Regions from separate parts of the Homo sapiens genome. Here region 2 is linked to region 1. Evidence: chromatin loops called from intact Hi-C (ENCODE). Cell type or tissue: IMR-90. All regions are shown on one strand. Links, peaks and the distances in the headings refer to the core of each region. The heading gives the core; the rest is flanking DNA. Region 1 has its middle 120 kb from the start of GOSR1. Region 2 overlaps GOSR1 (golgi SNAP receptor complex member 1).

Region 1 (12,771 bases), core at 3,128-11,127:
ACGAGGTCAGGAGATCAAGCCATCCTGGCTAACACGGTGAAATCCCGTCTCTACTAAAAATAAAAAATAAAAAAAAAATTAGCCGGGCGTGGTGGCGGGCGCCTGTAGTCCTAGCTACTCAGGAGGCTGAGGCAGGAGAATGGCGTGAACCCGGGAGGCGGAGCTTGCAGTGAGCCGAGATCGCGCCACTGCACTCTAGACTGGGAGACAGAGCGAGACTCCGTCTCAAAAAACAAAACAAAACAAAACAAAAAAACAACTTTTATCACAGTCACATTTTAAATACATTTCAATGACATGACCTACTTTCAAGGGATAGTGTCAAGGCTGACAGACCAAAAATTTGACCTACCTATTATATTTTAAAATGCTGTAGAACAAAAGCTGTTTCTAACGCTTTTCCCCTGCTTCTTTCCTGTATGCAGGCCTTGAACGAGCAGGACTCTTGCAGATTTCACTTCACCTCCTGCAGACAAGCAGTGCAGGGAGAAGCATTACTGTACTTGTCTGTGGATATACCTGCAAGTACGTAAAGGCTCTATCACAGCCAATTAGTAACATGGCATCAACTCATGCAAAAAGATAATATAATAACATAATGATGTCAGTAGAATCCTAGCTCTATTTCAATGACATTAAGAGGTCAAAGTTTTAGTCTAAAGTATTGCTAATTAAATAAATTAGCAATATCAGAAAAATTCACCTAGTATAGAGAAAAGCCTAAACCACTGAAGTAAGGACTAAAGCTTTCAAATAAGGAATATGGAAGGTAAACTTGAGCCCCGGGATCTAGCTGTGCCTAAAAAATGCCCACCCCCGGGCTTTTCATTATGCAAATCAGTACATTCCCTTTTTAAAAATTAAGCCGATTTGAACTTGGTCTCTGTTGCTTGCAAATGAAAAGACATGAACTAAAATATTGTTCAGTATGCATGTACCAATTTTCAAATACACCTACCCGACCTATCTTGGTATATATCTACTGGCATGTAATTCCAGAGCCAGAATCCAGTAATTAAGTAGCTGAATTACCCAAACCAAACATTTTTTTTAAAGTCACATTAAACCAGTTGTCCAACTAATAAGCCTGGTTTACAGGTATGCTGAAATACATATATCGATTACCTCAGTCCTCAGAGCAATGCACCACTGGCTTAAGCAACTTCACCTGTTTAGTCCAGTGTGCCATAATATTTTTTATGTGTACCATGATATGAAAAGGTTGGGAAGCTCTACATTAAACCATAATAAGAAATTGCTAATTATGGACCTTCTAGAAGACAGCCTAACTCTGAATTACTCAAAATTATGAAATATATTGTATTATTTAAGTGTACATGTCACAAACATTCTGTCCAAATATTCCTGGGCCAGAAATTAATCAGAAGTATTACCTTTTCTTATACACAGAGAAGTACATGCTCTCACTTTAATGAAACCTCATGTAATATAACATACATGGCCACATAAAAGAAAAAGTAAAGACTTTTATAATTGAAAGTTAAATAGAGGGCTCTATTAGCTTCTATTAAAACTTTGACTTCACTAACAAATACATGATTTATAAACAAGTTTCAGCATGTTTTGCTGAGAGGGGTAGATGGCAACCTCTATAGGTGAATATAATGTTACCATATAGACAAAAGTACAATATATATACTCAGGATTTTGGGCTAAAATTTAATTATTAGACTTTTGTTTGTACACTTAGCCAATTAAAGGCAAGGATTTTGCAAAATGACCTCAGACACAAGCAAGAGAGAAGCCTCTGGTAGCCAATTAATATTAACTGTAAGATAAAACATAACGAGCACATGCAAAGATGTTCAACATCATTAGTCATGAGGGAAATGCACTTCCAAACCATGACGAGGTACAACTTCATACCCACTAGGGGGGCTACAATTTTTTTAAAGGAAAATAACAAGCGACAGAAGAATAAAGAAACTTCCAGTGGAAAACAACAGTCATGACAGATCAAAATCAGGATGCCATCAGCAATACTCTGAACCTACACTGTCCAAAATGGTATCCACCAACCACATGGGACCTTTGAGTACTTCAAATGTGGCCAGTCCACATTGAGGCAAGCTGCAAAAGAAACCACTGATTTTTCTTAACATAAAATGAGAAAACCACTGATTTTTCAAAGACATAGTAAATATGTATATATACATAAATATGTAAGTAGCTCAATATTTTTATACTGCCATGTAGAAAATATTTTTGATATATTGAATTAAATAAAATATATTATGCTTCATTTTAAGCATAATAAATTATGCTTATTATGCATAATATATTATATTATGGGTCTCGCTATGTTGCCCAGTGTGGTCACAAACTGCCGGCCTCAAGTTATCCTCTCACCTCAGCCTCCCGAGTAGCTGGATTACAAGTGCAAGCCACCATGCCCAGTTTATTATGCTTAACGTCATCTGTTTCTTTTTACTTATCTTAATGTGGATACTAGGAAATTTAAAATTACAGATGAGCTCCCATTTGTGGCTTACATTATATTTCTACTCAACAGTTCGGATCTAAATCTAGAAGATAATGGACCAATGTATTCAACATTTGGAGATAAAGTCCTATTTCATCTAGAAGCCTGTACTCGAACCATACCAACAGATAAGAAATCAAAATATATTTTCTGATAAGATCTAAACTTTCTTCCCATCTTTGTATTATTTCTCAAAATGACAACAGAAGATAGAGTTCACCAAATCAGGAGAGTAAACAAAAAATAGGAAGTCACTAAATCTAGAAGAGACAAAGGAAATTGCCAACATAACAATACAGGCAAGTCCCAGGACAACTGCCCAGCAGGTCTTAGAGAACCATTATGCCAGGCTGAAGAAAGAGAACACAGACCCCCAGGAGGGGTATCTCCAAGAAGAAACAAAGCCAAAGGAATACTGACAGAACTGAATATATGGAGAAAAGATCTTCAGTTCTGTAGGAGAGTTTGAGGATTATGACATGTAATTTCTCATTTCTAGCTAGGAGAGGAATAGAAAACTAAACAAAAGGGAAAAGTAGCTACTAATTTCAGAAAAAACAAAAGCTGTCAAGAAAGAAAATATAATTCTTGTACCCATGTGACCCAACTATGGATATTTACATAATCATAATAATGTAAACATGGAACAATGGTTTAACCAAAAAGTGTCCTATAATTATATTGGAAGACTAAAGAAAGATAGGTTTCAACTTAACCTGATTATACTATTCTACAAAAAGTTAACTTGAGAGCCAAGTTACTCTAATGTGGTCAAAAGCTATCAGGTTTCCTGAAGTTAGTGAGACATGTAGTGGTAAATACAAAGTGGCTAGAGAACTTTGCATTTAAAAAATTTCTTGGCTGGGCGTGGTGGCTCACGCCTGTAATCCCAGCATTTTGGGAGGCAGAGGCTGGCGGATCACGAGGTCAGGAGATAGAGACCATCCTGGCTAACACGGTGAAACCCCATCTCTACTAAAAATACAAAAAATTAGCCAGGCGTGGCGCCATGCGCCTGTAGTCCCAGCAACTCGGGAGGCTGAGGCAGGAGAATCGCTTGAACCCGGGAGGCCCAGGTTGCAGTGAGCTGAGATCGCGCCACTGCACTCCAGCCAAGAGCGAAACTCCATCTCAAATAAATAAATAAATAAATAACGTCATTATGGTGTATAGGCATACTTAAAAACCTGTGTAATAGAATAAAGCCATAATTTTCAAGGCCTTGAATTAATAAAATATGTAGTGAAACAAGATTAAGACGCTAGCATATATAAAGGGAAATTTTTAAAGTTAAATTTCCTTACATTATAGACAAGGTTAACCTCCTTACTGCCAAGGGCTTTGAAATTAATAATATGAGAAGCAGCATACAAAAACATTAAATTTATAAAAAGATCTGAAATAAATGTTCTGAAGGAGTAATCTTATTCTACTTCTCCATACCTAAGAATTTAAAATATTAGAAATTACATTAAACTGCTTTTTGCAGCCTTTGGTTTTCAAAAACAATAATGGTCTGAAAATTATCCTAAAGTTTTTACTGTAAAGAATATTTTTCTATCCAAACCATTGTAAGAAAAGCCTGTATCTGACAGTCATATAGGTATAATGGTATAGAAATTATACATTTTATAATCAATTTGTTCTAGAAATATTAGTTGAAGTTGATAGTGTTACCATACAGCCCATTTTAATGATCATATGTTAATGTGTCACAAAGAACAGAAGTAGCTTGATGGATGAAATTGGATTCTAACCCCCAATTGCCTGAGGAATCTAAAATTTGGGATCAAATTATTAAATTAGTCCCACCTTCTTAGCATTGACAAATACCAAACAATTCACTGACTGTGGTTTTAAGAATAATATGTGGAAAGGTCTAATATCAATTGTGGGCAGAGCTCTCACGGTTCAAATATTTCAGAAAGACAGTGTATGAGTGTGTGAGTGTGTGAGTGTGTGTGTGTGTGTGTGTGTGTGTGTGTGTGTGTCACCATGCAAGAAATGTTTATACCTTTCAGTAAAAAGGCAATTCCGCAATAAGGTTATTACCAAGTAACTAAAATTTATACAGCATATTGAAATCAAAGGTACTCTATAAATTTAAAATACTAATATGGTATTAACTTAAAGCAAAGAACAATAATTTTAAAACATCTTACAGCCCAAGTGTATTGTAAACCAAATATAAATTCACTGTGGGATCTGTCTTTTTTTAAGTGATTTTTTTTCCTCTATTAGGGAACCCAGGTCTAAATGAACTGTTAAACACTTAGTCTAAAGGTATGCCAAACATTTCTTAAGGTCTTAACAAAGAATCAACTTTTTTTTTTTTTTTTAAACAAAATGAGGCCTAGGTTAAGTATTTTATTTGGCTTCTCAAGATGGACTGAGAAGTTGGGCACCAGCTCCAGACCAATTCCTGGACGCACATCAAACACAGCCCTGTCATTTATCCTGTCAGTCAAAACAATCTTTTCCATCTAACCCTTTAATGTTTATGTCCTAAAAAGCTGCTAATTAAATCCAGCTCTTGAGATCTATTTGCTAAAATATATCCCATCTAATTTGTAAATGATGAACAAAAATGAAAAAAAAAATGTTCGCTTTCCTGGCAAAACAGAAGACTCCACTATAACCAAAGGAGGAAGGACAATGTTTTTAACATTTGTCAAATTTTAAGAGAAAACTATTCAGAGACAAATAGTTGTAAGAAACTCAGAGTACCTCAAACTGTTTTTCCTATTAAGTGGACACAGGGTATTTAAAAAATCCTCAGAAAAACCTGAAACAAAATCACTCTATAAATGTAGTTCAATATTCCCTCTTCCCCTAAAATATAAGCATAATCTTTCCTCTTAACAAACTTTACTTATAAATTTTTATAATGTATCATAGGCAGTACAGAAACCACAGATAAACACTTTAAGATCTACTGAGTCATACTAAAAACCTCAACTCATTTTATCTGCAGAAAATCAAAATCCCTATTTTTTCCCTCATTTTCTCTATGTAGCCTTGAGGGAAGTAAATGGAAACAGCTTATTTCTGATGCTTTCTGCACACCTGGGATCGCATGTTCTTTCGATGATCACTGATTCCAGATAGCAACAGATAAACTCTAAAGCAACAAAGATCCCCTAAAAAGGTTTCCATTGACTTCTCCCAATATAAGGACATTGAATGGGGGGGAGTAGGGGGAAATACAAGTATCCTCCAATCCAGGTTTTCCATTAAGAACCACTCAGTTAATGATTCCCTGCATTTTTCCCTAGGGAAAGCAAAACTGTCATGAAGGTCGTATATTATTTAAATTGCAGCCAACAGACATTCGAGATAAATTCTCAAATACCAAATTCACTGCAAGTTTTCATCTAGCTGTACTGGGATGTGACACACAGGCATTCAACCACAAAATTAGCTCAAATAAATCTCAAAGTCTAGTGTGGACAAACATAATTACAGTTTATTCGTACACGTGCACGCACACACAAATCCTCTACGGAAAATTATCTTTCTCACCACTCATCGGAATATAAACGTGGACAATTTATCAGGGGTAAATGGTGAAGGTAGGATAACGTCGTGATTTCAATTCCTTTTCAAACCAAATACAAGTTTTCCTAAAATGGGGGTGACATGTCCATGTAAGAATACCAAAAATGGCACTGTAAGCAAAAATGTACCTGTAATGTTAAAGATTTCATGCGCCTGGAATCATAAACACTTTGTAAGTGTAGTCTTCTATCTAGCAACCCCTCCGGACATTATTTTCCATTTAGAAAAAGGAAGGGGGAGGGTGGGGAGAGTAAGAGAAAGTTTGCTCTAAAGTTTGTATGAGCACATAGTTAGAAAAGTACCCCCTACCCGCCTCCAAAAGTGTGTTTTTAAAGCAGGTCTGGAGTTAGAAGTGACACAAGTTCTGCGGCCTACAAGGTACAACCCCAAACATGCCACCCTACAATCAGACACTTCCAAAACACAGTGTACAATGAGCCCGAGCCGTCGGATCAGACAGGCACATGGGAAAAGTCAACCTCAGTCTCCTCTCCTCAGAGAGACCTGAGTTTAAGGTGTGCGGCCCCGGCAACGGTGGCCAGAGGCGGGGAGTAAAGGTTTTGCAAGCGGGCATAAGTGGGTGTGCAAGGTAACAACCCGGGAACACACACGTACACCCTCCCGTTAAGCGCTCCATCTTTAAGGAGTGTTTACTGCGCGCAGTCTGCAACCGGATTCAATAATCCCCTTCACGAGCCCACCTGGGCCGTAGCCCAGGGGCTGCTGCTCCCCGAGCCCCGGGAGGCAGCGTCGGGCTCCTTGACCAAGACTTTTCAGCCCGAAATCCGCTGCGATGCGAACGGGTGTATCCTCCCCTCCACAAAAGACTACCCCGCCTCCCCGAGTCATCCTCGGCTTTTTAAAGAATGTCCAAACCAGAGCGAGTGGCTTTCCAATTACTCTCCCTGAACTAGGCCTTCCTACTCCTCCGACCCCCAACTCACCATTGATCGCGATCCTGGCCCTTCCCAAGTCAACAGGTACCCCGCGCCAGCTCGCCCACCCGGCGGCTGCCCAGCCCGGCCGCCGCTCCCCATCACCTGTCGGGCGCAGTCTGACTGGCCCGTTCCTCCGGCTTCAGGGGTTGGACATGTCCCCGGCGGCGGGGTTGGCGGGGGCGGCGGGCGGGACGGGGACAGGGGCGACGTCGAAGCGCGGCGGAGTCACCACAGAGGCAGGGGCTGAGGCCCGAGCTGCCGGCGCTGCGACCGCCACGGCCGGAGGGTCCCGGATGTGGCGAGCGTCGTCGTCCTGAGCCGCTGAGCTCCCCGCTCCTCCCACTTCTCCTTCCTTGGTCCGGGCAGCACAACTAGGCGGCAGCCGGCCGCTGGCGCCCCAGCCGTCTCCTCGCGGCCTCCGCGGCCTTTCCCTCCTCTCCTCTAGGCTAGGCCCAGTAGCCGACGGGGCTGGTCGGCTGAGGCGGGCGGTGCTCGGCGGCGCCGGAGCAGGACTCTGGGCTCGGCTACTCCTCCTCCACCCGCCTTTTTGTCTGAGGGACCCGGGACCTGGGGCTGCCGCCACCACTGGTCGGCTCCGGGGGACTGGGAGGAGACGGGAGTTGGGGCCGTTGGGGCCGGGCGGGGCCAGCGGGCGCGCGCAGAGTACCCAGGGTGCCCCGGGCTGGCACCGGCCGTCAGGGAGTGGGTGAGGTGCCGCCGAGGGTCTCACGCGGAACGCGCGCAGGGAGCAAAGTGGCAGCGGGGGCGACAACTCTGGCACCTGGAGGGGCATAGTGTCCGGTCCACTTAAGGAGAGCTTTTGTCCAAGCAGGGCCGACTGCATTTATTAGACGCCCACTGCGTGCAGAGCGCTCCTAGAGGCTGGGGCGAGGAAGGTTAGAACCGAGTCCGCTGCCCGCTGGGAATCTGGCGTCTCTCGGGCGAGGGAAGAGACAGCATTCCCACGCCAATGGTTCCAGCAAAGCCCCAGGACTGCTCTGCTCCTGGTCTTGTAGTTGACACCTCCATCGGAGACTCACCTGGGGGAGGCGATCGGGTTACCTGCCGGCTCCTGCTCTTTTCAGGTGCAGCCAAGGATAGGGAGATGATAACATCTGAAAGGATTAACAAGATAAACCTTGGAGAGTAATGTATGAAGGGTTGTTCATACACTGCTGTATTTAGTTATCTCAGGAGGAGAAAGAAAATTTCTTTTTAAATGTGTACCTTATCCTTTGACCTTGTAACTTTACTGCTAGGATTTTTTTTTTTTTTTTTGACAGGGTCACCCTCTGTCGCCCAGGCTTGAGTGCAGTAGTGTGACCACGCCTCACTGCAGCCTCAACTTCCTGGGCTCTGGTGATACTCTCACATGAGCCTCTGGAGTAGCTGGGACCACAGGTGTGCACCACCACGCCCCATTAATTTTTGTATTTTTAGTAGAGACATGTTTAGTAGAGACATTTAGGTTTCCCCACGTTGCCAGGCTGGTCACGAACTCCTGACCTCAAGAGATCCGCCTGCCTCGGCCTCCCAAAGTGCTCTCAGGCTCGGCTCCCTGAGCCACCATGCCTGGCCCTATTCTTGACAAATAAATAATAGTACGGAAGATGTTCTTTGCTATATTCCATTAATAACAAAAGGAATGAGGGAACAGCATAATGGTCCATGAACCGCATGCTTTTTAATGCAGCCATTTAACTGACAAGTTTTATGAAGATCATATAATATGGAAGAATGTATATGTAATGCAAAGTTTAAAAACAGAATAGAAGTTGTATGCATATGCATGCGAAAGTATGTAGCACAATGTAAACTACTAAGAACAACAGCGTGGGAGATTTTTTATGTGATTCATTAGTTTTGCTTTAGGCTGTTATTAATGCAATTTTAAATGTTTTGGATTAATATATTTTAATCCTTATTCCATGCCAGTCATTTCTTTTAATGCATCAGTGTAGTCACCTCTCCAGATAGTTACCTCTGAGAGCATTTCATCAGTTTGGATACAGCCTTACAATTAAAGTAATCCAAAAAAGTATATGAAGTTCTAGACATCACACTAGAAATACCACAGATAGGCCGGGCAGGGTGGCTCACCCCTGTAATCCCAACACTTTGGGAGGCCAAGGCGGGCGGATCATTTGAGGTCAGGAGTTCAAGACCAGCCTGGCCAACTTGGTGAAATCCCGTCTCTGCTAAAAAAAAAAAAAAAAAATATATATATATATATATTAATTAGCCAGGCGTGATGGCGCATGCCTGTAGTCCCAGCTACTAGGGAGGCCAAGGCACGAGAATCGCTTGATCCCGAGAGGTGGCAGTGAGCCAAGATCACGCCACTGCACTTCAGCCTGGGCAACAGAATGAGGCTCCGTATCAAAAATAAATACATAAATAAATAAAAATAAAAATACCAGAGATAGTGCCAGCAATTCATTCAACAAATATTAAGTGGCTATTTTGTGCAGAACAATGAGCAAGGTCCTTTAGAAATGCTTCCTTGTACTACAGATATATACAAATCAATGTGAACAATAGCTGCTACCACAATTTAAGAGGCTGAACAGTGGCAAAAAACTTAGCAAACTGATGTACACATTCACATTTGCCTTATTTTTATGGCACATTCTTTGTTTCCAGCCACCCAACTAACATAATTTGTAGCTTTATATTAGTTAATGTAAGTTAGTATTTCAGAAGGTGATGGGAGACCTGGGGGAGACTGCTTGTTTTGAAGTTTAAAGCAGTACATTCAAAAATGTAAGTGACAGCATAGAAAAATGTATACAGGGTTAACATGCAGAGGTTTGTATTTAGGCTTTCTTGTAAGTTTAAATACTATTGTTTAAAACAAATATTCAGATAAGAATAACACTTTAAAACCATTCAAGGACTGGGCATGGTGACTCATGCCTGTAATCCTAGCACTTTGGGAGGCTGAAGCAGAGGAATCAGTTGAGCTCAGGAGTTTGAAACCAACGTGGGCAACATGGCGAAACCTCATATCTACAAAAAATTAGCCGAGAGTGGTGGCATGCACCTATAGGCCCAGCTACTCGGAAGGCTGAGATAGGAGGATCACCTGAGCCCACAGAGGTCAAGGTTGCAGTGAGCCATGATCATGCTACTGCATTCTGTGGGGGAAAGAAATAGAGATCAGACTGTTACTGTGTCTATGTAGAAAGAGGAAGACATAAGAAACTCCATTTTGGGGATCTAATTAAACTAAAGAGCTTCTGCACAGCAAAAGAAACTATCATCAGAGCGAATAGGCAACCTACAAAATGGGAGAAAATTTTCGCAACCTACTCATCTGACAAAGGGCTAATATCCAGAATCTACAATGAACTCAAACAAATTTACAAGAAAAAAACAAACAACCCCATCAAAAAGTGGGCGAAGGACATGAACAGACACTTCTCAAAAGAAGACATTTATGCAGCCAAAAGACACATGAAAAAATGTTCACCATCACTGGCCATCAGAGAAATGCAAATCAAAACCACAGTGAGATACCATCTCACACCAGTTAGAATGGCGATCATTAAAAAGTCAGGAAACAACAGGTGCTGGAGAGGATGTGGAGAAACAGGAACACTTTTACACTGTTGGTGGGACTGTAAACTAGTTCAACCATTGTGGAAGTCAGTGTGGCAATTCCTCATGGATCTAGAACTAGAAATACCATTTGACCCAGCCATCTCATTACTGGGTATATACCCAAAGGACTATAAATCATGCTGCTATGAAGACACATGCACACGTATGTTTATTGCGGCATTATTCACAATAGCAAAGTCTTGGAACCAACCCAAATGTCCAACAATGATAGACTCATTAAGAAAATGTGGCACATATACACCATGGAATACTATGCAGCCATAAAAAATGATGAGTTCATGTCCTTTGTAGGGACATGGATGAAACTGGAAATCATCATTCTCAGTAAACTATCGCAAGAACAAAAAAACCACACACCGCATATTCTCACTCATAAGTGGGAATTGAACAATGAGAGCACATGGACACAGGAAGGGGAACATCACACTCTGGGGACTGTTGTGGGGTGGGGGGAGGGGGGAGGGATAGCACTGGGAGATATACCTAATGCTAGATGATGAGTTGGTGGGTGCAGCGCACCAGCATGGCAGATGTATACATATGTAACTAACCTGCACATTGTGCACGTGTACCCTAAAACTTAAAAGTATAATAATAAAAAATAAATAAATAAATAAAAGAAACTCCATTTTGATCTGTACTAAGAAAAATTCTGCTGCCTTGTGTTGTGGGAAGTCAGGGACCCCAAATGGGGGGACTGGCTGAAGCTATGACAGAAGAACATGGATTGTGAAGATTTTATGGACATTTATTAGTTCCCCAAATTAATACTTTTGTAATTTCTTATGCCTGTCTTTACTGCAATCTCTAAACATAAATTGTAAAGATTTCATGGACACTTATCACTTCCCCAGTCAATACCCTTGTGATTTCCTATGCCTGTCTTTACTTTATTTTTTTATTTTTTATTTATTTTTTTTTTTGAGAGGGAGTCTCGCTCTGTTGCCCAGGCTGGAGTGCAGTGGCACAATCTCGGCTCACTGCAAGCTCCGCCTCCCGGGTTCAGGCCATTCTCTTGCCTTAGCCTCCTGAGCAGCTGGGACTACAGGCGCCCGCAACCATGCCCAGCTAATTTTTTGTATTTTTAGTAGAGACGGGGTTTCACCGTGTTCACCAGGATGGTCTCGATCTCCTGACCTCGTGATCCACCCACCTCGGCCTCTGAAAGTGCTGGGATTACAGGCGTGAGCCACTGCGCCCGGCCAACCTGTCTTTACTTTAATCTCTTAATCCTGTCAGTCGAGGAGGATGTATGTCACCTCAGGACCCTGTAATAATTGCATTAACTGCACAAATTGTAGAGCATGTGTGTTTAAACAATATGAAATCTGGGCACCTTGAAAAAAGAACAAGATAACAACAATGTTTAGGAAACAAGAGAGATAACCTTAAACTCTGACCACTGGTGAGCCGGGCAGAACAGAGCCATATTTCTCCTCTTTCAAAAGAAATGGGAGAAATATCGCTGAATTCTTTTTCTCAGCACGGAACGTCCCTGAGGAAGAGAATACACGCCTGGAGGTATAGGCTTATAAACAGCACCCCCAGGTGCGCCTGTCTCTTATGGTCGAAATTGCAGAGATGAAATATACTCCAGTCTCCCATAGCGCTCCCAGGCTTATTAGAAAGAGGAAATTCCTGCCTAATAAATTTTGGTCAGACCAATTGATCTCAACACCCTGTCTCCTGATAAGATGTTACCAATGACAATAGTGCCCGAAACTTCATTAGCAATTTTAATTTCGCCTCAGTCCTGTGGTCCTGTAATCTCACCCTGCCTCCACTTGCCTTGTGATATTCTATTACCCTGTTAAGTATTTGATGTCTGTCACCCACACCTATTCGCACACTCCCTCCCCTTTTGAAAAGCCCTAATAAAAACTTGCTGGTTTTTGTGGCTTGTGGGGCATCACGGATCCTACCAACGTGTGATGTCTACCCCGGACGCCCAGCTTTAAAATTTCTCTTTTGTACTCTGTCCCTTTATTTCTCAAGCCGGCCGACGCTTAGGAAAAATAGAAAAGAACCTACATGATTATCGGGGCAGGTCCCCCGAAAGCCTTGAGATGCTGTTAATCTGTAACCCTATCCTCAACCCTGTGCTCGCAGAAACATGTGCTATATTGACTCAAGGTTTAATGGATTTAG
Region 2 (12,771 bases), core at 2,974-10,973, 82 kb after region 1:
AATAAGACAATAGTTGAGGGGGCATAACTTCCCCTAAGAGGTAACATTTGGATCCAGAAGTAGAAAATTCCTTCTGACCTCCTGGCTGTGACTAGCATTAACAAGTAACTAACTGTTAGCCTCTGAATCTGGTAACTGGTCCGTAAGGAGGACAGCAAAAAAGGAGAGAAAGCCAAGGTGGTTAAACAAAAAAGTTAAATGACATGGAGCTGAAAGAGCTCAAATCCCTTCATGGGATCCCCACGGAGCCCCTTCCTGTGGACACACACCTCTCTTCCCTTGCTGGAGGTTTCTTTCTGCAAAGAAACCCTAAGAGGAAAAAGCACTGGCCTAGCTGTCTACATGTGGCCCTGGGTCACCTTAGTATAGGCTGCAGCACGGAGAGGTTAGTCAGACCTATCTGACACCAACATCCATACCAAGCCTTTTAACTTCCTTGGAAGAACTGGTTTATTTTCATAAAGAAAATAACCAACATAATTCCATTACTTCACATAAGCAAAACCCTAATGGAAAGGCCCATCAGCCATCAACAGGGTTTGCTTGGCTGCAGTGAGCTAGACTAGCTTGTGTCCCAGTTCACTCTCACACAATCAGCTTTAATGAATGCACAAAAGAATCAGACCAGTAAAAAAGACTGGTAGTATAATTAAATAAATAACTTTATTTATGATACTTCAGATTTTATAAATGCCAACTACATAGCAAAGTCCCATAAATTTTAACCGAGACACAACCACCAATCAAGGCCCTTTGAAAAATCAAAGATAATAAAGTGTCAAGGGAGAAAAGTTTTGTTCTCCCAACAGAGAATTTAATCAATGAACTTACTTCTCTGATCATTTAAGGTTCACAATGGGAAAACTTCTTTTCTTTTAAGGGTACCCTGAATCAATTAACAGTCAATCAACCCACATTTAGAAAAATAAACCCCATAGTTAAGAAAAATATATCAAATGCCCTTCACACCCATAATGTAACAAAACTTTGACACCAGAATGAAAAACTTCTCAGTCTCTGTACCAAACCAGGTGTTAGTCCACCCATGAGCAAGTTCGCCTGAATAACAGCATCTATACACCATGATGTAGCTGAGAACTACAGCTGATATCCTTTTATTGCCTGTGGCTCGGACTGAAGCCAATACTATAAATACCACAGTGAATTCCAATGGTGAAGAGCAGCAGTGTAGATGTTGGAAGTCTACAAACCAGGCTGTAGTTCAGTAAGACAAGTCATGAATTTACAGAAACTAAGAAATGGTTAACTCGAAAAGAATTCTGGTGGCTGGCTTAAAATCTGTCACTGTCCAGGGATGGTAACAGAAGACAGGTGCAGAGAGAGACAGATTCTGCCACATGCACCCTCAACAGTGAAACCATTCTCTGGATGTTTGGAAATGCTTAACAGATTTGGAATGAACAGATTTTCACAGAACTCAGGATTCCTGGTACATCAGGCAGTAGTCCTTAAACTTTTGCCCATACGTTGTGGAGCATTTACAAAAGCAATTCTCTGGACAGTGAGCCCTCAATGCCTTTTTATATGTGGCTTCTTGAATAGATCACATTAGAAATTGAGCAGTCCCCTTCCTCAGCTACCAGTGTCAATGCTGGTATGAGGAGGAGCAGTGGGGGCACTGACAGACACTGGTGATTCGTTTCTTTTATCATAGTGGAACTGAGATTTCATTTCTTTTCAGTAGAAAATATTAATCCAAGGGAAGAATTAAAAAAAAAATGGAAACAATGACTGGTGCCTTAAATATAAGACTGTCATTCTTGATGTTTTTCCAGCAATACAGTTAACCCCAGTGTACTTGTAATTTAAAAGAAAAAGACAGTTTTACAGTGATCTCCATTTCAGACAACCTCAAACATGCTGAAGCTGGTCCATCAGCATCTCAAAGAATCTATGAAAAACAGAATTTTCCCCAAATATCAACAGAGTTGAGGAGACAGAGTAGAAATCTATAGCACAGATCATCAAGAAAGAACTTGTGATTTCTCATTATGAGTGTAAAATAAGAGGACAAGAATTATTATTATATTATTTTTTTTTTAATTGATCATTCTTGGGTGTTTCTCGCAGAGGGGGATTTGGCAGGGTCATAGGACAATAGTGGAGGGAAGGTCAGCAGATCAACAAGTGAACAAAGGTCTCTGGTTTTCCTAGGCAGAGGACCCTGCCGCCTTCCGCAGTGTTTGTGTCCCTGGGTACTTGAGATTAGGGAGTGGTGATGACTCTTAAGGAGCATGCTGCCTTCAAGCATCTGTTTAACAAAGCACATCTTGCACCACCCTTAATCCATTTAACCCTGAGTGGACACAGCACATGTTTCAGAGAGCACCAGGTTGGGGGTAAGGTCATAGATCAACAGGATCCCAAGGCAGAAGAATTTTTCTTAGTACAGAACAAAATGAAAAGTCTCCCATGTCTACTTCTTTCTACACAGACACGGCAACCATCCAATTTCTCAATCTTTTCCCCACCTTTCCGCCTTTTCTATTCCACAAAACCGCCATTGTCATCATGGCCCGTTCTCAATGAGCTGCTGGGCACACCTCCCAGATGGGGTGGTGGCCAGGCAGAGGGGCTCCTCACTTCCCAGTAGGGGCGGCCGGGCAGGGGCGGCCGGGCAGAGGCGCCCCCCACCTCCCTCCCGGACGGGGCGGCTGGCCGGGCGGGGGGCTGATCCCCCCCACCTCCCTCCCGGACGGGGCGGCTGGCCGGGCGGGGGGCTGACCCCCCCACCTCCCTCCCGGACGGGGCAGCTGCCCGGGCGTAGACGCTCCTCACTTCCCAGATGGGGTGGCTGCCGGGCGGAGGGGCTCCTCACTTCTCAGACAGGGCGGCTGCCGGGCGGAGGTCTCCTCACTTCTCAGACGGGGTGGCCAGACAGAGACGCTCCTCACCTCCCAGACGGGGTCGCGGCCGGGCAGAGGAGCTCCTCACATCCCAGACGGGGCGGCGGGGCAGAGGCGCTCCCCACATCTCAGACGATGGGCGGCCGGGCAGAGACGCTCCTCACTTCCTAGATGGGATGGCGGCTGGGAAGAGGCGCTCCTCACTTCCTAGATGGGATGGCGGCCGGGCAGAGGCGCTCCTCACTTTCCAGACGGGGTGGCGGCCGGGCAGAGGCTGCAATCTCGGCACTTTGGGAGGCCAAGGCAGGTGGCTGGGAGGTGGAGGTTGTAGTGAGCCGAGATCACGCCACTGCACTCCAGCCTGGGCACCATTGAGCACTGAGTGAACGAGACTCCGTCTGCAATCCCGGCACCTCGGGAGGCCGAGGCAGTCAGGCGTGGCGGCGCTCGCCTGCAATTGCAGGCACTCGGCAGGCTGAGGCAGGAGAATCAGGCAGGGAGGTTGCAGTGAGCCGAGATGGCAGCAGTACAGTCCAGCTTCGGCTCGGCATCAGAGGGAGACCGTGGAAAGAGGGAGACCGTGGGGAGAGGGAGAGGGAGAGGGAAGAATTATTTTTATTCACAATCCAATCTGGCAGCTAAAAGAAAAGCAGTCTTTGGATGTAGAAACCTGGTTTTCTGAAGAGCCCAGCTGTAAGACCTGGCTTGTCATTAGGCTTCAACACTATCATGGAAACACAGAAAACTCTGTTTTTGATTGGTTTACCTGCCTCCTAGGGAGACAAAAGCAACTGAAAACCTTTTTTTTTTTTTTTTAATTAAAAACAGAAAAATGTGTTAGAAAACACAGCACAGAGAAACTGTGGCTTCAGCTCAACCTGACCATGTCACAGAGTCCATCACTGTCAGTCTTGCATTCATCCTGCTGGTCAGGCTAATTATCAAGACAGTCAACTTCTCCCTCCGATGTTTCCTTATTCCAGACCAGGGTGTGAAAGCGGTGGCTGTCAAGAGTCCCTGAAGATGTCCCATCAATGGAACGCATACAGCAGCAACAGGATGGTACAGATCCCAATAACACCCCCTAGGATGAGCGAGTCCCGCCGCTTCCTCAGGTTGATCCTCTGGATCAGGCTGTTTACAGCAGGAAAACGATCTTTGGGAAATCTTTATTAAGGTCATATTTGGAAGAAGCCTCTCTGGCGAAAAGTCGTAGGAATCACAAAAATAGAGATCAGTGGTGTCTAGAAACAGTGATGAAAGGCATGGGGAAGAAACTCACACCAAGGGAATCTTTAGCAGATGCAGTTGCCCAAACCGGGAACGCGCTGCGGCTCAAGGCCCCTAACCAATACACATCTCCCAGTCTTGTGTGTAACACAAATAAGAATAGTAATAGAGAGAGAGGGAGAAGAAAAGGACGATGACAGTTCCCAAGCACTGAGGGCTTACTGCCAGGCTTCAGGTCAGGGTGGGAGCCAGCGTGGCCAGGAATGGAGGAACTCTGGCAGGGAGGCACAGGCATAGCCAGCTCCCATCGCCACCACCACCCATTTCCCTCCCTTTCCTCATTTTCCTTCTCTTTTCCTCTTCTCTCAGGAGACTGGGGAGTTCTGCCTGAGAGTTTGAAGAAATACCTGATCTTTTCCCGCCTTAGATTCAGGCAATTCATGGGAACCAACTCTAAGGTCTATATAATCAGACACTGGTGAATTATTAATATTTTCAAAGTTACTTCGCAGCAGAAGGCAGATACAGGAGGAAAGTGGACTAAACTTTAGCCCTGACCCACACCCATTTTTTTTGATTTTTTTTTTTTTTGAACACATTCTTTTGGAGTAATTGTAAAATTCCCATGTGACTTATTTGTATGAGGCGCTATGCTAGGTTCCAGTATACTACTTTGCCTTAAGGGAACTTAGTGTTGGGCTGGGCAGGGTGGCTCACACCTATAATCCCAGCACTTTGGGAGGCCAAGGCTGAAGGACTGCTTGAGCCTAGGAGTTTGAGACTCGCCTGGGCAACATGGTGAAACCCCATCTCTACAAAACATACAAAAATTAGCCGGGCATGGTGGCACGTGTCTGTAGTCCCAGCTACTCAGAAGGCTGAGGCGGGAGGACTGCATGAACCTGAGAGGCTGGAGGTTGCAGTGAGCTGAGATCGTGCCACTGTACTCCAGCCTGGATGGTAACAGGGTGAGACTCTGTCTTAAAAAAAAAAAAAAAAAAAAAAAAAAAAAGAGAGAGAGAACTTATGGGAGAGATGCTTACAGAGCAGTAGAGAAGAGGTCACAAAGAAGAGTGGTGGTAAATTCTAATGAACAATTGAGAAAGGCTTTAGTGTTTTAAATCATCAGCTATCTGACTCACACTTCTATTTCAAAGTTTCAAAAGTTTCACTAAATACAAACTCTTAAATTCACTGATCAGCTTTTCTGGCTGGCAATTGAGTTCATAGTTTAGTAAAATGAGATAATGTATATAACAGCACTCTGTAAATTTTATAGCCCTATCTAAAATGTGATTTTAGACATGTGGTTTTATACTTAGGGTGACAAGGCAAGAACAAAATTCACAGTGGACTGGAGAATAACAGCACACATCAGGAGAGTCTTTTCCTTAGGCAAAGACATATCAAACTAAAAGTGAACTCAAATTATCTAGGACTACAAGATACTCAGCTTTTGAAAATTCTAGGTTCCTCCCCCTTTGGCAGTTGGGGAGGAAAGCTTTTTGCCTAGAAGGCTTGTCTTTTCAGAGGTTCGCTGAATGAAATGACTCAGAGTGCCAGGCTTTTCTGGTTCCCTAGTGGGTTTCTGGGAAGTATTAATAATCCTAATTTAAAACAGAAAACTGAAACATTTTAAAGTAGAGGTTACAACAAACAAGTGGAGAATGTATCCTAGAATTCAGCCTGTGCATAGAGTTACAAACTCCATCAGTAGCTATAGCTCATCTGCACGGGTGGCTGTCTCCTTCCTTCCCCCTTCCAAGCATCTGCCACTGACTTATCTCTAAATGGGAAAAACAACAAAGGCATATAATTTATCATGTTTAGGTAAGAATAATGTATAGTGTGGAGTTCTAACATGAATTTAAAAGCTTTCTAAAATGTAGAAGAAATTGGTGGATAATTTTTAAATTCACATTTATAATTTTTTTCTTCTACATCTAGTAGTAAGAAACTTCTGAGGTGCAGTCTTTTAGGAATGGTACTAAAGAGCATAAACTTTCACAAAGTAGGAATGCACAGTATATTCATATTATGCAATTACTGATGGGCTCTACTGCTACTGATGATGGCAACCTGCCCCCTATAAAAGCACACACAGACACTTCTCCCCTCTACCCTCAAAACACAGACTGCGAACATTCAAAAAGGATACTGGCCAAAGTGTTCATTTTGCTGTGAATTGACTTCAACATTCCTCTCTGTGAAGTCATATTTTCTTTTGTTGCCATAGCAATGCTGCAAGGGGAAAAAAAGATGACAAATCACCATTTAAGATTATCCTGCCTGGAACCATCATGCCTTTAAAAGTGAAAGAAAACTACAGTGAGCAACATCATCTTAGAAAGCACTGTGCCAGAAAATAAGGGGAAAAAATCACTTCCGAAGCCACTTTACCACTGCGCTTTTTCCAAATGACTCCACTGTTCTCTGATATCTTTTTATACAAGGCAGTAAGCCACTTCCTATGTTTGCTTCAAAATAACAAACAAAATAAGGCATAAACAGACAAATCACATATTACAAAAGCTTCTTAAAATTTAAAGTTTAAAAACTTTAAAAAGTTTAAAAAGAGTTTAAAAAGAAGCCAGCTACTAAAATATCTTTAATCAGGAAAAACTGTTGAAAGGGAATTATAATTATAAAAATAGAAAAGAAATATAAAATATCATAAAATGTGAATACACAACCAGCCCTTAATTTATGAAGAGATTATGTTCCAAAATTCTACTTGAGAACCAACTAGGCATGCATGCAACATTATGCTGGGTTTCCATGATGGCTGACAAAGGTCACAGACTCATTAAACGTGGCTAAAACAGCTGGGTGTGGTGGCTCACGTCTGTAATCCCAGCACCGAATTTGGAAGACCGAGGTGGGAGGATCACTTGAGCCCAAAAGTTCAAGACCATCCTGGGCAATGTGGTGAAATCCCAACTCTACCAAAATAAAAAATTAGCTAGACATGTGTGCCTGTAGTCCCAGCTACTCGGGAGGCTGAGGTGAGAGGATCAATTGAGCCCAGGAGGGGGGGGCTACAGCGAGCTGTGATGGAGCCACTGCACTCTAGCCTGAATAATGGAGCGAGACCCTGTCTCAAAAAAAAGAAAAGATTAAAGAGAAAAGAGAAAGTCACTTTTGGTCGAACACAATCTCTTCCCTGTGACTACCTTGATGTCCTGTTTAAAAGATCTCTTGAGTTAATATCCTTTTTTTGGGGGGGGTTGGGGGTTGGGGGACAGGGTCCTGCTCCGTCACCCAGGCTGGAGCCCAGTGGTGTGACTGTGGCTATTGCAGCCTTGACTCCCTGGGCTCAAGCAATCCTCCCACCTCAGCCTCCTGAGTAGCTGGGACTACAGGCATGTGCCATCATGCCTGGCTAATTTTTTTTTTCTAATTTTTAAATTATTTCTAGAGATGGGGTCTCCCTATGTTGCCCAGGCTGGTCTCAAACTCCTGGGCTCAAGCCATCCTCCTACCTCCGCCTCCCAAAGTGCTGGAGTTATAGGTGTGAGCCACCAAGCTTGGCCCTAAGTTAGTATCATTTTGCTATCACTTCCAGGATTATTCATTTCCCATAGTCTTATCTCTCTGGACATTAGAGCCCTAGAGGGCAGGGTCAGTATCCACTTTGATATGTAACACTCAGAGGAGTGCTTTGCATGTTGACATTATAAATAGCAACAGAAAATGAAATGCTGTTGAGCAATTTTGAAAATATCTATTTTTTTTTTTTTTTAAATCAAGAGATTGAGATTTGGGGAAGATGATGGTGAGAGTATAAATTCCTGACTTGACCTTTGGTCCATTTCCTCCATGGAGTAGCACAAGAATAAAAGCAGACACACTAAGGAGGGTCCATCTGAGGCCCCAAGTTCCCTTGAGATCTCCAGGGAAGAAAGCCAGGTAGAGGGCTATACTCTCTGAAGTGAAGAGAGAACCAGGGAACTGACAGCAGGGAAGCTTAGATTTTTCTTCAAGCTTGAGGCAAAGACCTAGGGCTTCCTTGCTTCCTGAGGAACCCAGACAGTGGAAGACTATGGATCTGCATACACAGGGGTTGCAGTGAAATTGCTCCCAGGCACTGAAGCTGGGAAAGGACTGCTACATGCAGCCAGAAAGATGACAAGCAGAGAGCCGATAGTCTTGTAGCTGGTGTGATGCCCAGCCCCTAAGGGAAGAGCCCAGTGATGGATGCATCACTGCCTGATATGCCATTGCTTAAGAGGCTCTCATAGCTGGATCTATCTGGGAGCTGAGTGAACACATTTTTGGCCAGGTAAGGTCTCACAGAGTAAACCACCATGTATCTTATTGAAGGGAAATGCTAGAAGGAATATTCTAAACAAATGACACATGAATCAAAACTTGAATTTCAAGATTTGAGATGGCAAAAGAGAAACAAAAGTGTGTAAGGAGGTATATACAGGTTGAACATCCCTAATCTGAAAATCAGAAATCCCCAAGACTTCTGGTCCCAAGTATTTTGGATAAGCAACATTCAATCTGTAAAAGAATATTTGTTGAAGCATTTTTGGAATAGTAAAAAATGAACAACAACAGCAAAAAGACCAAAAAAAAAAAATCCCCCAAAACTGGAAGTAACATTTGAATGGTATAATAGATTATGATATAACCATACTTTGGTTATTAAAAAGGATGAGTTAGTATTATTTCTATTAACACGAAGGGGTGTTTATAACATATTGAGTGATTAAAGCAAGCTACGGAATGTGCAGAATATCAATGCTGTAATATTTTCAGAAACAAACACCCTTGGGGATGTTTGTATGACAGTGAAAAAGTTGTATATCAGTAAGATACACAATTGTCACTTAACACAAGTTACTTCAGAGGTTAAGAATGGAGGGGTACTACCAGGAGATTGACTTTTCCTTTATCCATTTTAGTATTAGTTAAGTTGTTACAATAAGAACATTTTGATAATATACAAATGTACTTCGATAATATATAAATATCTAATAAAGAAAAATGAAAAGAACATTAGAAAAATCCCACCTGAGTGATTAAGAAATGTTAACAACATCTGAAGCTACACACACACACAAAATTAACATGGACATGCTAGGATTTAGATCACTTTCAACTGAAATCACAGGCAGTGATTACATAGTATTTGGGTATTTAAAAAAATGAGTTAGGGCTAGGCGCGGTGGCTCATGCCTGTAATCCCAGCACTTTGGGAAGCCAAGGCAGGTGGATCACTTGAGGCCAAGGAGTTCAAGACCAGCCTGGCCAACATGGTGAAACCTCTTCTCTACTAAAAATACAAAAATTAGCCAGGCGTGGTGGTGAGCGCCTGTAATCCCAGCTACTGGGAGGCTGAGGGTGAAGAATCACTTGAAGCCCAGGAGACAGAGGTTGCAGTGAGCTGAGATCGCGCCACTGCACTCCAGCTTGGGTGACAACACAAGACGCAGTCTCAAACAAAACAAAACAAAGTTAGTATTTCTATTAACTTGAAGGGATGTTTATAACATATTGAGTGATTAAAGCAAGCCACAGAATGTATAGAATATGAATCCTCTAATAATTACAGAAACAAACATCTTTGGGGATGTCTGTATGACAGTGAAAAAGGTATCAGAAGGATACACAACTGTCAGTTAACACAAGTTGCTTCAGGGGTTAAGAATGGAGGGGTACTACCAGGAGACTGACTTTTTCTTTTTCTTTTTTTTTGTTTGAGACGGAGTCTTGCTCTGTCACCCAGGCTGGAGTGCAGTGGCGCGATCTTGGCTCACTGCAACCTCCGCCTCCCAGGTTCATGCCATTCTCCTGCCTCAGCCTCCTGAGTAGCTGGGACTACAGGCGCCTGCCACCACGCCCAGCTAATTTTTTGTATTTTTAGTAGAGACGGGGTTTCACCGTGTTAGCCAGGATGGTCTCGAACTCCTGCCCTCGTGATCCGCCCGCCTCAGCCTCCCAAAGTGCTGGGATTACAGGCGTGAGCCACCGCGCCCGGCTGACTTTTTCTTTATCCGTTTTAGTATTATTTAAGTTGTTACAATAAGAACACTGTACTTGTATAATATACAATATACAAGTGTCTAATAAAAGAAAAATGAAAACATTAGAAAAATTCCACTTGATTAAGAAACGTTAAATAACATTTGAAGCTACACACACAATTAACATGGACACACTAGGATTTGGATCACTTTCAACTGAAATCACAGGCAATATCTGCAAATTTAGAAAATGAAAAGTCCTAGAGAATATTACAGTTCTTCCAGGGTCCTGATTTCCTATGTGTTTTAATGCTGACAATCCCATCTTCCCAATACTTTTAGGCCTATTCTAGAAAAATATCTGTTCATGTGGAGATATTATGGTCTGGTCTTTTGAAATGACATTTCAGAATAAAGAAATGTAACTGGGTAAAACTAAAACAAACAAAAAAATACATTAGCAGCTCCAAATCCACCACTGTGATGCACCTCAATAAAATTATGAGTCAAGCAATGATTTTAAAAAGTTTTCCACAGATCTCAGAAATGCTCAAGAATGGAAGGGATCACTCTCTCTGAGGGCAGAACTGTGGAGTAGGGTTAAAAATGGAGATTTGTAGAAATTTGTACAAGGAGTTGCCATAACCCAAAATTGCCCTTCCTAACGCATGCAGCTAGGTGGCTGCCCCTAGTCCAGTAGAAGACCTAGCTCAGGAGAAGAGACATAGAGGTCTGGCAATTTGAAGTCCCCAGTGAAACAGCCAGGTCCGCCTGATCACGCATGGTGAGGCCTAACACTCAACAAGTGTCACCACCCTATGCTCACAGGATGAGTTTCCCAACACACATTCTTTTCACAACATGGAGAAACACCATGTCTACAGAAAAATACAAAAAAAAAAAAAAAAAATTAGCTGGGCATGGTGGTGTGTGCCAGTAGTACCAGCTATTCAGAATGCTGAGGTGGGAAGATTGCTTGAGCCCAGAAGGTCAAGGCTGCAGTAAGCCATGATCATGTCACTGCACTCCAGCCTGGGTAACAGCAATGAGTGACTGGAAGCTCATCCTCTTTTGGAGTCACACCCTTAAATATGAAGGAACAGCCAATAATCACTAGATGTGTGAGGAGGTAACATGAAAGGCAGAGTTCAAATAAACCACCCAGCAAACAGAAAAGTGAGGCTGAGCAAACAGGGCAATAAAGGAAGCTCAAGAAACTCTAAAATAAAATTACATTTAATGTTTTCAGAGAGATAAAAGATTACTACATCCACAAAACATACACATAAATGTGTGTATCTGTCTCTCACGAAAGAGCTCATGTAAATTAAATGAAGAGCTGATATAAAAATGTAATAGAAGAATTGGAAGGAGAAATTCAGTAAATCTCCCAGAATGTTAAACAAAAAGATCAACAGAAACAGAGAGAAGGTAAGAAAGGATCAATTCAGAAGGCCCAACACATAACCTTTTTAATATTTTTTTGCATGAAACAACAGAGAAAGAAGAGGGAAGAAAATGATAAAGAACGTTAAGATAATTTCCAAGAACTGAAGATGAGTTTCCAGATTGTAAGAGTTCACTCAATGCCCAGAGCATTGGACTGGAAAAGACGCATGCCACTGTGGACTTTAGAAGCATGCCAGCCTGGACTTTAGAAGCAATGCCTTTAAAAATTTCAAAATTATTTCCAACTCAGAATTCTATCTTGGTTAGGTTAAATAATGAATCAAGAATACGAGCAGAATAAAGACTTTTTGGATGTGGGCAGTCCAAAACAATTTACCTCCTGTTCTTTCTCAGGAAGTTACTAAGGACATGGTTCAGCATAATAAGGGAATAAAGTAAGAAAGTGGAAGGCACTAATCCCAAGTAGGTAATCCAATAGAGGAAATTATTTTAGGGTAATGGAGGAAGGACATCTAGGACCAGAACAATGTTGGAGGTGTAGAGAATCACCAGTCAAGATTAGAGCAGAAGGAGGGAGCGATGTCAACCACACAATACACTGAATTTTTGATCCCCAAATGAAAGGAACACAAGAAGAGCTTAACAAACAACTTCCTTTGCATCATTTAGTTCTTATTCATAATTTTTCAGTTTGAGAGATTATGACAAAATGTGATACATTGAAAATGTGGCTGTTTTGTAGAAAAGTTTACAAGGTATTGCAAGTAGATACTATGGTCTTGTATAAAGTAACAGCTTTCAAACCTATGCTGGCCCATATATCAATCTTTGAATGATATATTATTATTTTTTTGAGACACGGCCTCACTGTGCCATGCAGGCACGGCTGCAGTAGCACCATCATGGCAGCCTTGACCTCATGGGTGCAAGTGCTCCTCCTGCCTCAGCCTTCCAAGTGGTTGGCTTACAGATGTGCACCACCATGCCTAGCTTTTTAGAAACAATTTTGTAAAGATGGGGTCTCACTATGTTGCTCTGGCTGACTCGAGTTTCTGGCCTCAAGCAGTCCTCCCGCCTCAGCCTCCCAAAGTGTTAGGATCATAGGTGTGAGCCACCATGCTGGGCCTGCTTCTGTTTTTCAAACTGGAACTATCACCATTTCCTGTAGACTTTGACTCACAAGTGGACAGAGGTTAAAAAATAATTTCTGCAAAGCACTTTGTATTCCTTGGGGAATAGATATCATCATCATACATTATGTTAACTTGTTGAAGATGCATGATTTCCAG

What was found. Peaks named below come from ENCODE experiments on the same cell type or tissue, not always from the same donor. Only the 100,000 strongest peaks of a DNase experiment are listed, where the experiment ranks them.
Region 2: a loop joins it to region 1, with 3 times the contacts of the local background. A loop is called at or near these places in 4 of 110 quality-filtered maps.

What each region holds. Positions count from the first base shown.
Region 1 is chr17:30,595,247-30,608,017 of GRCh38, reverse strand. It overlaps the pseudogene SMURF2P1-LRRC37BP1 and the pseudogene SMURF2P1. Among named protein-coding and RNA genes, the nearest start is that of GOSR1, 120 kb to the right of the region's middle. RefSeq lists a silencer at 7,257-7,736. In IMR-90, for the core only: a CTCF peak has its summit at 7,875; a DNase peak (open chromatin) is centred at 7,387; H3K4me3 peaks cover 2,261 bases; H3K27ac peaks cover 1,578 bases.
Region 2 is chr17:30,513,506-30,526,276 of GRCh38, reverse strand. It overlaps GOSR1 (golgi SNAP receptor complex member 1), which reads right to left. Exons shown (of 9, transcript NM_001007025.2): 8 at 6,256-6,338; 9 at 1-4,023. The coding sequence ends at 3,899. Among named protein-coding and RNA genes, the nearest start is that of GOSR1, 42 kb to the right of the region's middle. In IMR-90, for the core only: no CTCF peak of the experiment used is centred there; DNase peaks (open chromatin) are centred at 5,636 and 6,366.